3 separate regions of the Mus musculus genome follow, and all the other regions are linked to region 1. The links are chromatin contacts, found by Hi-C or POLR2A ChIA-PET in ENCODE. All regions are on one chromosome and are shown on one strand. The core of a region is the stretch at or near the end of the contact, and the rest is flanking DNA. Distances in the headings are between cores, read along the strand shown.

Evidence for each region. A loop is a pair of places that touch in the nucleus more often than their neighbours do. ChIA-PET counts read pairs that join two places held with the same protein, here RNA polymerase II (POLR2A).
Region 2: a map of heart shows a loop between it and region 1 (2.7-fold over the local background). The contact joins the enhancer-like site here to the promoter of Rbpms in region 1. A Hi-C loop is called at or near these places in 5 of 37 maps with a recorded cell type or tissue (CH12F3, T-helper 2 cell and heart). POLR2A ChIA-PET finds 5 or more read pairs at or near these places in 5 of 5 experiments (Patski and embryonic stem cell).
Region 3: a loop to region 1 is called in a map of heart, with 4 times the contacts of the local background. The contact joins the enhancer-like site here to the promoter of Rbpms in region 1. A Hi-C loop is called at or near these places in 3 of 37 maps with a recorded cell type or tissue (all heart). POLR2A ChIA-PET finds 5 or more read pairs at or near these places in 4 of 5 experiments (Patski and embryonic stem cell).

Annotation. Positions count from the first base shown.
Region 1 is chr8:33,927,589-33,931,842 of GRCm38, reverse strand. It overlaps Rbpms (RNA binding protein gene with multiple splicing), which reads left to right and starts at 1,980. Exons shown (of 8, transcript NM_001042674.2): 1 at 1,980-2,367. The coding sequence starts at 2,302.
Region 2 is chr8:33,883,614-33,887,867 of GRCm38, reverse strand. The region is part of intron 1 of Rbpms (RNA binding protein gene with multiple splicing); the gene reads left to right. Among named protein-coding and RNA genes, the nearest start is that of Gm51528, 38 kb to the left of the region's middle. Within about 2 kb of position 2,052, at least 1 of the 3 ENCODE cell types and tissues checked has a DNase peak (open chromatin) inside an H3K27ac peak, as active enhancers do; it is heart, where a contact is called at or near this core.
Region 3 is chr8:33,976,265-33,980,518 of GRCm38, reverse strand. No RefSeq gene overlaps it. Among named protein-coding and RNA genes, the nearest start is that of Gm39157, 9.1 kb to the left of the region's middle. Within about 2 kb of position 1,883, at least 1 of the 3 ENCODE cell types and tissues checked has a DNase peak (open chromatin) inside an H3K27ac peak, as active enhancers do; it is heart, where a contact is called at or near this core.

The sequences.
Region 1 (4,254 bases), core at 731-3,230:
GGGCAAAGGGCTAGCTAGTTCTACTGGCCGGTGCAGCCACCCAAGCCCACCACTCACGTATCGCTCAGAAAGACACTGCCCCCTCGTGGTTCCTCTTATAACTGACTGAAAAACCGGCCGAGCAAAGAGCTGCCAATCAGCACAATCAATAAATCAAAACGCGGACAAAGTTTCCAATCAACTGCAGTTTTGCTTCTGAACTTTTTCTACCGCTGTTCCAAAGACTCTTGGTTCATTTCCTCCCAGAAGGCATCTTGGTTCCTACAGAGAGCAGTGGTATTATGACAGCAACTTAAAACATTATTTTCCTTTAGAAACTTTCCCACGTCTCCAGATCCCCTCAAAGAAAACTTATGATCTAAAACCAAGTATCACTATGGATTTTCACTTCGCAACGCCTTTAAAAGCAAAAGAACGACGTTGCGCGTATCCTGCTTTTTATAATTTGAACCAGGATTCAGCGACTATGTTGCCTTGGAGTTGTTTGGGGTATCTTGTCTCCACAACACTACTTTGAATTGCCTAAAGGCAGGGCCCTTATCTTCAGCTCCCACCCTCTCCCGCCTCACCCCACCCCCAACCGCACACAAAGCGGGGAAGGGTAAAGAATGTGGAGTAGGGAGAAAGAGATAAACAGTTAAACCAAGCCATAAATGAGAAATCGTGATTGGTGCGGCATGCCAGACGAACTTCCTCAGAGAGACAGGCACCATCCGCTGAATCGTGGGTTTTAAATGTCTGTCCAAACTAGTCAAAAGTCTAGGAGCTTACAGGATCTATTGTTGGAAAAGTTCTCTAGGACCAGGAAAATGGAAACTTCCTTAATAATAATGCTAGCTTCCGCCTATTGTAAACCACAATTGTGCAAGTATGGGTGTTAGGAACCTGAGGCTCGCCCCACCTATAATCTCTAAAACCCTGGGATATATATATATATTCATACATACATACATATATGCACACACACATATAATGATTGTAATATATATGTGTGTGTGTATATATATAATCAGTGAAATGGGAGAATATGTATGTGTGTGTATATATGTATGAAATATTTATTCATTTTATAGATGAGGAAGTGGAAGCTATGCGGTCATCCGGTGTTGGGTAATTGCTTTGATTCTCTAGAGATAAATGTCTTGACCTTTGAGGGGCAGTGAGGGATATTTAGTCAACAAGTACATATGGAGGGCCTACTACGCTCCGGGACTACGCTCCAGGTAGCCTACTTAAGTTATGGCAGAGATAAACAGGACGTAGTCCTGTATTCCAGGAAGGGGCTCCCCGTAGAGTGATGTAAACAGACCCGATTCCAGAACAGTCTGGTGCCGGCTGTGCGAGTCTGAACAGGGGCGGCCGGAAGCCTAGAGAGCGATAGCGGCCGAAGTGGGGGGGGCGGGGGGAGGCTGGGAGGTTTCGCTGTACTCGGGCACCCGCAATGGGGTGGCAAGCGGTGTCCTGCAAAAGCGGGGCTCGGTGGTGGGCTGTCCCGCGTGCCCGTCACCTTTCTGCCCGGGAAGAACCGAGTCTCGGCGGGTATTGCCACGGAGGGTGGGTTTGGGTGCACACCCGTCGTGAAAAGCAAGCAAACAAAAGTAGCGCGCTCCAGTCCATGTGCCCCCCACCCCTACCCCGAAAGGCTTGTCCTCGGCTCTGAGCCCCCTCTCCAAGCCCACCGCCGCTGGCCCGCCCAGACGCCTAGGTCCACGGGGTTGGAGAAAGAAGGGGCGGCCCGACCTTCCGCCCGCGGTCCCCGCGGCCTCGTGACCCCGGTGCCGACCCCCCCTCCCCCAAGCCCAACCCAGCCCAGCCCAGCCCAGCCCTGGGTTCGACCGCTCCGCCCCGCGCCCCTCCTCTCGCGGGGGGCTTCGCTGTCCCGATCCGCGTCTCTCTGGGCTGCGTCCGGCCGCGCACGTCCAGGGAGGGCGGAGGGAGGAGAGGAGGGAGGGGAGGAGAGGAGGGAGGGGAGGAGAGGAGGGAGGGGAGGAGGGAGGAAGGCGAGAGAAAGCGCGCTGCGTGCGGCCCCGCTGCCCAGAGCCTGCCAGCAGCGCGTCCTCGGCGGCTCCGGTCCCAACCGCGCCCGCCGCCTCGCCTCCTCGGTCTCGGCCGCGTCCCGACTCCGGGGCTCGCCCGGCCTCTCGGAGGTCCCCGCCCGCCGGTCCGTCTCGGCTCTCCGCTGCGCCGCCCGGCTCCAGCCCCGCAGCCCGCCCCGGGGGAAGGTAGCAGCGGGCGAGCGCGCCCTCGCCCTCGCCTCCAACCCCGCGCCCCAGTCCCGCGCGGCGACGAAGGACCGGGAAGATGAACGGCGGCGGCAAAGCCGAGAAGGAGAACACCCCGAGCGAGGCCAACCTTCAGGAGGAGGAGGTACTGAGGGGGACTGGCTGGGGGGCGCGGGGCGCACGGGCCGGGGCTGGGGGGAGTAGCACGGGACGCGGGCGTCCGGAGGGCGCGGGACTGGGTCCACGCGCGTCCGCCTGCCTCTGGTTATTGCATAAGTTTTGAGGACTTTCCCGAGACTTTTGTAAGTAGAATGCTCAGCTTTGTCTACTCGGGATGTTGAAAGCGGAATCGAGAGCTGACTCCCGGGTGACCTCAGATGATTGGGACCAGGGAGGGTCAGGACTTGGGTTCTTGCGTCTTGCAGCTGGAAATTGGAGGGAGGGAGGTATGGCGAAGGGAGAAACTCTGGGAAAGTTCTCAGTAAAAGATACTTCCGACCCCAGCTCCCCTCCCTCTCTTACTCCCTCCCTCCCTTTCGGTGTTAAAAGTTCTGGGTGAAATATCTTCTTAGCTGAGACATTTTGGATTAATAGATAACTCATAGGACGCATTCTTCTCCGATGAGTCGGAGACCCCCGCCGAACCTGGGAGAGGTCGAATGTGGGGGTGGGGGCGTAGAGTAACAAGGGCTAAAAGCTTTGGGTTCCCCAAAGCAAAGGTGCGTGGAGGGTGTTTTTAAAGGGGGGAAAATCACAACTTTATGTGGCACACTCGGAATTTACAAACAATTTGCGGCTGTGGTGCGTTTCTTACTGAAAACGCCGGTGGTGGACGGGGGTGTACTTGGGGCTCGTGAATTTTGTCAGTTTTGTGATATCCTGTTTCGCCTTCACTCCTGCAAATGTGTTATCTGGAATACAAGAAATTATATTTACCATTTTAAAGGTCTCCCAGAATTGAGTGTGCAGTAGCAGAAACTGCCCATCCCACTATAACGTAAAAAAGTGTTCTTACAGGTAATTTACATCCTAATAAAGGGGACGTACACAACCCGAACTGACTCTAAAGCAGTTAGTATGGTGAGAGTATTGGGACGCTTGTGCAAACTTAAACACAGAGAGTGAAACCAAACATTAAAGAAGAGTATCCATCTACCCAACTCAGACCTGCGTGAACTATCCACTGGTAAAGTGGGAACTGTTTAAATGGGGAAGACAGGAGAGATCGAAACGTATGCAAATCAATGCAAAAATAGATCTTAGCTCAGTTGTGACTTGGTGCCTCTTAAATGAATGGAAGAGTTGAAAAACTGCCTCTTCACCTGAAGAAATTAGCTATTTTATCAGCAATACTGCTTTGGAAAGTTTTGTGTATACTGTTTTATAACAAAGCCAGGGGCCGTCTGCAAGTTCCGGCTGTTTTTCAGTTTATTTCCTGACCAGTTAAACTTACCAAAAAAAAAAAAAAAAAAAAAAAAAAAGATGGCCCCTTTGCTCTTTAGGAGATTGCTGGTGTTTCACATGTTTTAATTAACACAGGGTAACTCATTCATGATCAGCAGTGCCCTTAGCTCTGCTAAGAGAGAGATTCTGGGAAGCCGACGACCTTGTTTCCTTCATCTGGTTCAGGAAAGTCGAAACTGGGAAAAAGCTCATAACAACAACAACAAAAATAAAGTTTGCTTCTTTCAAAATGATTTTGGAAGCTAACAGAACCTCATAGTTTTTTTGTTTGTTTGTTTGGTTTTGTTTGTTTGTTTTCAAGGTTTTAATACAATAGATTTGTCTCTAAGTCCCATACCCATTTGATTTAAAATTATGGCAAGTCAGATTTTTCTCTTGGTCCATCTTAGCTGAAAGTGCTTGCCGAACTAAGGTTCCCTACTCCTGGTGATCTCATCTAGTAAGTAAAGGCCGGGCTGGTGCAATCATCTGACTTATTTGCCTTGTTACCCTGTGCCCCCAGTCAGGTAGGAACAGCACGTGATTCTGGGAAGTGTTAACTGTTGGCTAGGAAAACTGGCGTTATTTG
Region 2 (4,254 bases), core at 803-3,302, 44 kb after region 1:
GTAGAAACTGATGAAATGGTAACTTCAGACATAGCGACTACACTCCATGGCTTGAGATCCAGGTTCTGTCTTTATTGAAGTTATCTCTTATAATGATTGAATAAATCATGAATTGCAGGCCAAAACTAGGGCTATGGTGTTTATGCGGTTTTTAAGCCTACGTTTTGTCTGTATTTTAAAATGAAGAAGTTAGTAGCAGTGGAGAGTGACAACACTCTTCATACTCTGAAGTGCTGTGATGTTAATTAAGCCCAGTAATAGTAGAACATAAGATAAACATATCAAGGGCTGTGTGTGAGGGCAAAGGAAGTTAGTGATCTTTTGTTCTCCCTAGGAACAAAAAAATCAGTCAGTTGTTGTATCTGCTCTATTTCTAAAAGTCCTAATTAGCTCATATTTGTTGTTTAATTCTCCTTTTTTTTTCTTGGTGTTTTTCCTTTTGTTGGTGAGTTTGTAGAAGTCTATATACCTATTAGCTAAAACTAAAGGTTTTCTTGGTTTAGGGGAAGGACAACATCACTGGCCTCAAGCAATTTATAATCTCTACTAGGATAAACGGAAAGAAAATAAAAGGGTCTTGAAATACTTCCAAAGAAGACATGTCCCGTCCATCTGGCCTTGGGAGTCGATAAGCTAGTGTTAGTCCCCTCTAGGTGACACCTTATATATGTGAATCTTGTAGGAGTTGTGCTTTCTTTTCGGACACGTGGTTTCAGGGATCAGACTCAGGCTGTCCATCAGACTTGGCGGCAAGCACCTTTACCTGGCAATAGTCACGTCACTGGTCCCCCAACAATTTCTGTGTCGTAGTTTTCAGATCCTTTATTAACCTGATTACTCTTCTTCATTGGGGTTCCAGTTTCCCTAAGATGGACCCCCACACCCCAACACATCCAGTTCTTTTAAATAGGGCAAGTTGGTACCCACTGTGGTTCTTTAACACGAAAGTCCACATTAGTGCTCTCAGCCATGTCCTGTTTCAGTGCTTGTTTGAGGCTGGGGGTTTGTGGGGGGCATAGCTTACTGATGCTGTGGCAGGCTTCCACATAGTTTGCTTGTGTTTTCTTTTATAATTCACTATGTTGAATTCATAGAACTGGCTTTGTTTTTTTTTTCCCAACAGAGGCCCATGCATATGGGTGCGTCATAAAATTAACAGAATGAATAATGAGCCTGTAAATGTTTGTACTCCCTTGCCATGGTATGTGTAGCAATTTGACCTGGAGTTGTCCGGATTATAGGTTGAAACATTAAAATTGATTTTATCAGGCTGACATTCAGAAAAACAAACTTAAGATGAGTTTTGTATTCAGCTGTTTCAGTCCTTTTTTTTTTCCTTTTTCTCTCAAGAACTTTTTTTTTTTAAACATAGGAGTTGATTTATCTGTTACACAATTTTGTCTTAGAGTATAATTTTAGCTATTTATCATTATTCATTCTTGTCTTTCCCTTTTCTTGCTGACAAATTGTCTCCTGGCTTTTGGTAAAAAGACCAGAAAACAAACATGTTTCTAAAAATAATATGGCCAGTGAAGGTACGAGCCAAATGCTTGTTTTGTTCTATTTTCTTTCCAAATTTTACGATGTTCCCCATAACCTTTATCAGATACGTACAGCATATGTGCATTTTTCTCTCATATCCTTCCTGTGTAGTCCAGGAAAACACACTTAAGTAGAGCCAGGAAGTTGATGGTAGTCACTATTCCAGGGGCTAAGGGAGGCACTAGTAGCTCCAAATGCCAGCACCTCGGGTCTGTAAGGAACTTGTCCAGAGAAATGTGCTCAAGTGCGTTTAAGGAATATGAGCACTGGACTTTCCTGTCTGTGGAGTGAAGTTAGTGACAGGCAGCATGGTGCCCACATGGAGACCTGCCCTGCTCGTGCAGACACAGCCACCTGTGCCTGTGGCTCTCTGCTAACCCGCGGGAGAAGTTAGAGCCGGTACAGGCACTTTAGCATCATGTGTGGTGGTGCTGGCTGGGCATGCAGCAATGGCTGCCTCTGAGGCTATGGCCGGAAGTGTAGCTGCTGTCCCCTGCTTCCGCTTCCGGTCTCCGCTGAAGGCCCCACACCATGCATCCCTGGGCCAGAGAAAGACTATGGCTGAGAAGAGGGTCCCGGGAGGACAGACCACACTGTGGCCAAACAGGAAAGCCTTCCATCTGACTCGGGGTGGGGATGTAATGGGAAAGGCTGCGGATTTACAGAAACAGGATGAAGCGCCACAGACAGACCCACGCTCTGGAAATGCCCGGGATGAGTGAGAGGTAGCCGAGGAAATGAACCCCAGAGTGAGGCTCAGAGCTACTCTCTACCTTTCTGGTCTTACTAGCAAGAAAGCCAGATGTGTCTTTCATTCCGTAGCTTAATATTGCCCGCAGGAGCAGAGAGAATGTGGTATACGTAAGCCCGGGACACATCTGTGGCCTCTTTATGTGCCCGTTCTACCAGATCCTGTAAAAGTATGTTGTCAAGAGGAACCAGATTATCAAACTAACTTTTAGTATTAAGAGACTTACCTCATGAGCGAGAAATGCTGACGACACTAAAACTTTCAGGACATTTTTTTTTCTTAATTTTCTGGAGGGTTTATCTTTCAGAGTTAAGAGGAGGAAAATGAAACAAAGAAAGGGAGCAGCAGGGAGGGGTGTGTGTGAATCACCGAAGATACCACCTTATCTGTCTTCTTGACTTTAGTCTCTGGCGCATTTCCATTAATGGGCAAGGAACGTCCCAGCACTTCTACACCTGTTATGTGTAAACTCTTGTGACATGAATAATCTGTTGTCCACAGCCTGTCTTCCCGAACTTGTGCTCCCCCCCCCCCCCCAGCTATGCCAGGTTTGGGATCTATCCGCACTTTTCGTGGCCACAGAGGCTGGGAGAAATTTAAACTCTATTTTGTTGGCTTCTCACACCTCCCATTTGTACCCCCAGGTCCTCTGAGGTTGCTTGATCATTATGAATGTCAAACACTAGCAACTATGCTCATTGATTTTCTTAAGGAAGCGTTGGAATGTTAATAAAACCTCAGGAACTTTTATGTGCTGTTGATGGGACTGTAAGGAAAAAGGTTATGTCCCTGCTTCAAAAAGAAAAACAGAAAAACCCAGAAACGATTACGTTGTGACCCTGTTGTCTTGCTTCTGGATATACAAATCTTCTCAAGAAAATGGAAGCAAGATCAAGAATTGAAGATGTTTATGTGGAGGTCAGAAGTCTGTTCTTTTATCATGCGGGTCTCAAGGTTTACACTCAGGTGGTGGAACTTGGTAGCAAGCACCCTTATCTACTGAAGCCATATTACAAGTCCTCTATTTTATTAAGGTTTAATACAAGTTGATTAGTTTTCATTTGTCACACACTATGGACTAAGTGTTGAGATGACAGTTATAGTATTCTAAAGCGGTGTGCATATGTATATATGGTTGACCTTGGGCACGGCAGCAGAAAACTGAAATAATGTGGATTATAAGTCATTCCGCAGCACTAGGCTTACAGGTGCTGTTACCCTGCCGGGCTTTTATGGGAATGCTTAGGGACCAAACTCAGGGTTACAGATCAGATATATTGCCAATTGAGCCATCGCCCAGTCCTCTGGAGGTACAGTCCCCTTCCTGTAGTTTAGGCTACATTACATTTGCCGTATGGCAGTAGATGCTTGAACTCCTGGATCCTGGTCCTCTGTCTCCACCTCCCTCGTGCTGGGATTATAGGTTGAGCTACCCAGTGAGTTACCAGATTGAGCGTGGTAGAGTATCATGCTCACAAGAGAGCACTTCTTCACACCGCTGTGGACAGAAAGCAGAGACAGAGGACAGCATACTGAGGTTCTGATTTGCTTGAAAGGCATTGTCTCTCGTGACCAACTTCCTCTGAGCTTGTTGATGGCATGTTGGAATTCCTATTGCGATGCCCTGCTGTCTTCAACAGATAGTTGTCCTCTTAGGCCCCTCAGTTGCCATGGCCATTTTGTACACAATGGGAAAGAGGAAAGGAACATTTTGCTTTAAAAAGCATAGCCTAAAAGTTAGATAATCACTTGTGTGTGTCCACAGCATAGGCCAGGACAAAGCAATGTAGTTTCGGTCGTCATTAGCGTGGGAGTTTGGAATATTATGTGCCTAGCTGAAATTCCTTTGTACATGAAATTAGAAGAATAAATATTGCCGGGAATGGGCAGTTGAGACTGAAGTGTATAATGTTTTTGAATTGTGGTTACTCATGAAGGGGGAAAACTGACTATTATGTAGC
Region 3 (4,254 bases), core at 634-3,133, 49 kb before region 1:
AACTAAGTGTCCCCTGCAAAGTTTGACCTTGTTAAGAAAGCATCTAGAAGTCCCCTGTCTGTATGTTCTAACCACGATGCTAGGCAATGCAAATGAGTGATTCCGTAATTCCTACCTTTAAAACCGCACATAAACCAGTGTGGTGGCACATACCTTTAATCCCAACACTCAAGCGTCAGCAGTAGGTGGGTCTCTGTGAGTATGAGACCAGCCTGGTCCACAGAGCAAGTTCTAGGCTAGTGAGACCCTTTCTCAAAAATGAAACAAAGCCAAATTTAATTTTTTAAAAGCAATTTACATGAATATGAATTTTTATTGTTTTATTTTGTTTGTTTTACTTTGTGTGCATGGATATTTGGCCTGCACATCCGTATGTGAGTGCCTAACGGATCTCCTGGAACTGAGGTTCCGCGTGGTTATGAGCCACAGTATGGTGTTGGGTTCTGGGAACTGAACTCAGTTCTCTGCAAGACCAGCAATGCTTGTAACAGCTGAGCCATCTCTCTAGCTCTCTATAAGGTATTCCAATCTACTCCTTTTAAACTGAGAACCTCTATTTATACATAGCATGTCTCCCCCAACATATGCATGTTAATATATAATTACACATAAACTGCTTCCAGACATGAAACGTCCATGTATAAAGAGCTGTCAACACGTATTACTTATTACTCAGACTTACCTCTATTTCTTATCAGGAGATTAAAGAAGATGAACAAATGTTTCTAATATTTTCCTTCTGAGCTCCTTGAAGTATTTCTGCTTGTGAGCCTTCAGTCTAGATATTTTGTTTGTTTTTTGCCAAGAGAATGGTCAGTTCAACGACTCTGGCTGCATTACAGCGGGAGCAAAGGCATCAGGACTTACAGGAATGAGATATCTAATAAATACCACCATCTCTGAAAAACCACGCGTCTATTGGTAGATAGAAAGCTTTAGATGTGTGCTTTTCTCAAACGAGGTTAAAAGTATGCTCAAGAAAATCCGAAAATTATGCAGCCCATAATGAAGAAGAGGCAGGGAAGGCGGTTTAAAAAAAAAAAAATCTCATCATTGAATTTACTAATGGAATTTGATTAAAACTTACTATGAACCAGTTAAGCACTATGGGCTAGGCATTGGGGGTTGGGGGTGTAGTAAGAAGAAGGCAGGTGAAGAGGAAGAGGAGGGAAACCAACCAAAGGTTGTGGAGTTTTGTGGAGCTAAGTGTGGCACACAGAACTCACCAGAAGAGAACAAGTATCAGATTATAAATCGCGACCTAGAGAAGAGGCTGCGCAACCCAGCCGTGGAATGATAAGAGCAGGTGGTCGCTTCGGGTAACTTCCTTGACCAGACCCCTCAGATAGGATCTCTATCCCAGGAGCTGAAGTCGGAGGAGAGATTGCCATGTAGAAGAGGCAAATGGCAGGCTGCCAGAGACAACGCAGAAGAACCCCCCCCCCCCAGGCCTCCTAAATCAGAGGGCAAGCTCGGTCTTTCAGATGCCCTTGAAGCCAATCATGTCTGTCAGTGATGCCCTCATCAGTGTCTCCGGAGTTATTTTAGGTACATGATAGAGACAGCAGACTCCAAGAACAGCGATTCCTTTGGTGTAGCGTCCTCGACGCAGGCTCCTTAGCAAGCGGGACAGATGATGTTAACGCTAGAGACAGGCTGGCCACTGGTCCTGCCCTCCTGGGTGAGCAGTCATCACTGCCCACACCAGAAATAGCAGAACTGCTGGATCTAAAGCTATTCAAATTCCCAGCGAGCACCTGTCTAATCTCACAGGAAGCCTGTGGAATGAGTCACGTGGAGGTCCCATGCCCGCTGAGGCGAGGCAGGGCAGGCGGATTTATGATGCACTATCATCTAGGGATCACGTTCTGCCCAGTAGGTCTGGCTAAGTAAGTGCTGTCAGGAATCCCGTGAAGAGCTTTGCTGGAGAGGGAGGCAGATAACTGGCTGGTGGCCTCTAAGTGAATCCAGATGGGGTGGCAGGTAACGCTCAGGGGAGGGGCCCAGTCTGCAAACCCACTTAACCCCCAGACGCCTGGGATTAAAACTGTTGCTCCTTGACTGTTTAGTTGTGCTTGCTCTTTGTATGCACTTAGATAAGAAAGGTTGAGGAGAAATCCCCCAGAATGCACCTCAGAAAAATAGGAACTTTAAATCACCTTTGAAGCCCAATGTGTCCCACGTTCCGGGGTCTTGGGGAAGAGCAAGAGTCGTTGCAGCTCTGAAAGAATAGTAAACGTTGCTCTCGAAAAGTCTGTGAAAACCAGCAGGAAGGAAAGTCCCTTTTGTTTGTTTACAGAGAGATAAGCCTGAAGCCAATTTAAAAAATAATCATTAAAACAATAAACAGTAAAAATAGAGAAAAGTGTATTTCTCATGGGAAAAGATCTAGAAGAGATGTTTTTAACCGAAAAGTTGTCAGTTCTTTTTTAAGTTTTAGATTTATTTTATTTCATGTGTGTAGGTGTTTTGTCTGTCTGTATGTATGTGTACTACATGCATGCTTGGTGTCCAGAGAGGCCACAAGACAGCATTGGATCCCCTGGAACTGGAGTTAGAGCTGTGAGCCACCAAGTGGGTGCTGGGAATTGAACTCATGTCCTCTGCAAGAGCAGCCAGAGCTCTTGATCAAGCCCTCTCCAGTCCTCAGCGCTTTCAATAACTTCAGGTCAACATGGCACACAGCATATTTGGCTGTATAAATGTGATTCCGGTCATTGTCAATAAAACAGGCAGCAACCAAGTGTGGCAAAGTTCAAGAGGGAACAAGGCTGTGAGTCAGGAGATCCTTGCTTGATTTCACCTCCAGTGCAACCCCAAGACAGATGGGCAACGGGTAAGAGTTAAAAAGAAAGAAGGCAAGGATATGACCAAACTAACTTCAATAATATATTTATTTATTTATTTGTTTGTTTGTTTGTAAAGATTTGTTTATTTTATGTATCAGTGCACTGTAGCTGTCTTCAGACACACCAGAAGAGAGCATATGATCTCATTGCAGATGGTTGTGAGTCACCATGTGGTTGTTGAGAGTTGAACTTAGGACCTTTGGAAGAGCAGTCAGTGCTCTTAACCACTGAGCCATCTCTCCAGCCCCAGGAAAGTGGTTTTATAGTATGTATGTAACTGGTCCTATGATCTGAGGGACTACTGATGTTTGGGAAAAGACACACACACACACACACACACACACACACACACACACACACACTACACACACATTCACTCACCTCCCCACCTGCTGTAGGACGGACTCTGAAGTTCAGTTTCCTTTCCTGTGTCTTAGAAAATTAGAAAGACTCCAGGGAGCATTGTGAGCATTTAACTGTGCAACAGAAATGGACAAGCCCCAGAGTTAGGGTCAGTGATTTCTTGTGGTTCCAGAAAGTGCAAGCATTCATAGAAAAGAAAAAACAATTAAAGAAAACCAGTATTCAGGGGCTGAAGCAACGGCTCAGTGGTTGAGAGCACTTGCTGCTCTTTCAAAGGACCTATGTTTGGTTCTCAGAACCCACATGGCAACTACCAACTCTCCATATCTCCAATTCCAGCACCCTCTTCTGACCTCCTCAGGCACCAGGTGCGTGTGTGTGTGTGTGTGTGTGTGTGTGTGTGTGTGTGTGTGTGTGCGTGTGTACACACTGTATAATCACACACACACACATAATAACAACAGAAACAACAAAACCCTGTGAGTGAAACCGGTTTCCCTGTGCATATTGATCAGGTTCTCTCCGTTGCCCTACTTCTTTTCTATCTGGACCCTCACTCCTTGGATGTCTATGGGGTCAAGAAAAAGAATGGCCTGGGCGCTGCCTAACAGGCGAAGTTTGACAAGGAAGTCCCTCCCACACATGGAAGCTAATCTGAAATCATTTGCCTATGAGCCAGTTTCCCACCAACATCAGGAGTCAAAATTTAAATAGATAAAAAGAGTGAGTCTCAGTTCTGGTCTATACACGTCAGCTTCCACACTTTAAGCCGGGCTGGGAAGACAGCAAGTGCACAATTAGTGTGCTGTGCATTTGAGTCCTGAGTTTATACCACTGCTATCTTCATCAGTTCAAGCTGCTGTGTGATTCAAAAAAGAAAGAGAGAAAAAAAAAAGAAATCTCTTCATGATGACATAGTCTCTGATTTGTTTTTTGATTTAAGTCTTTGATTACCTCTCCATTAATCAAAATATAGTAAAGCTTGTGTGGTGGGGTATGAATACAATCACAGCACTCAGGGGGCTAAAACAGGAGAATTGCC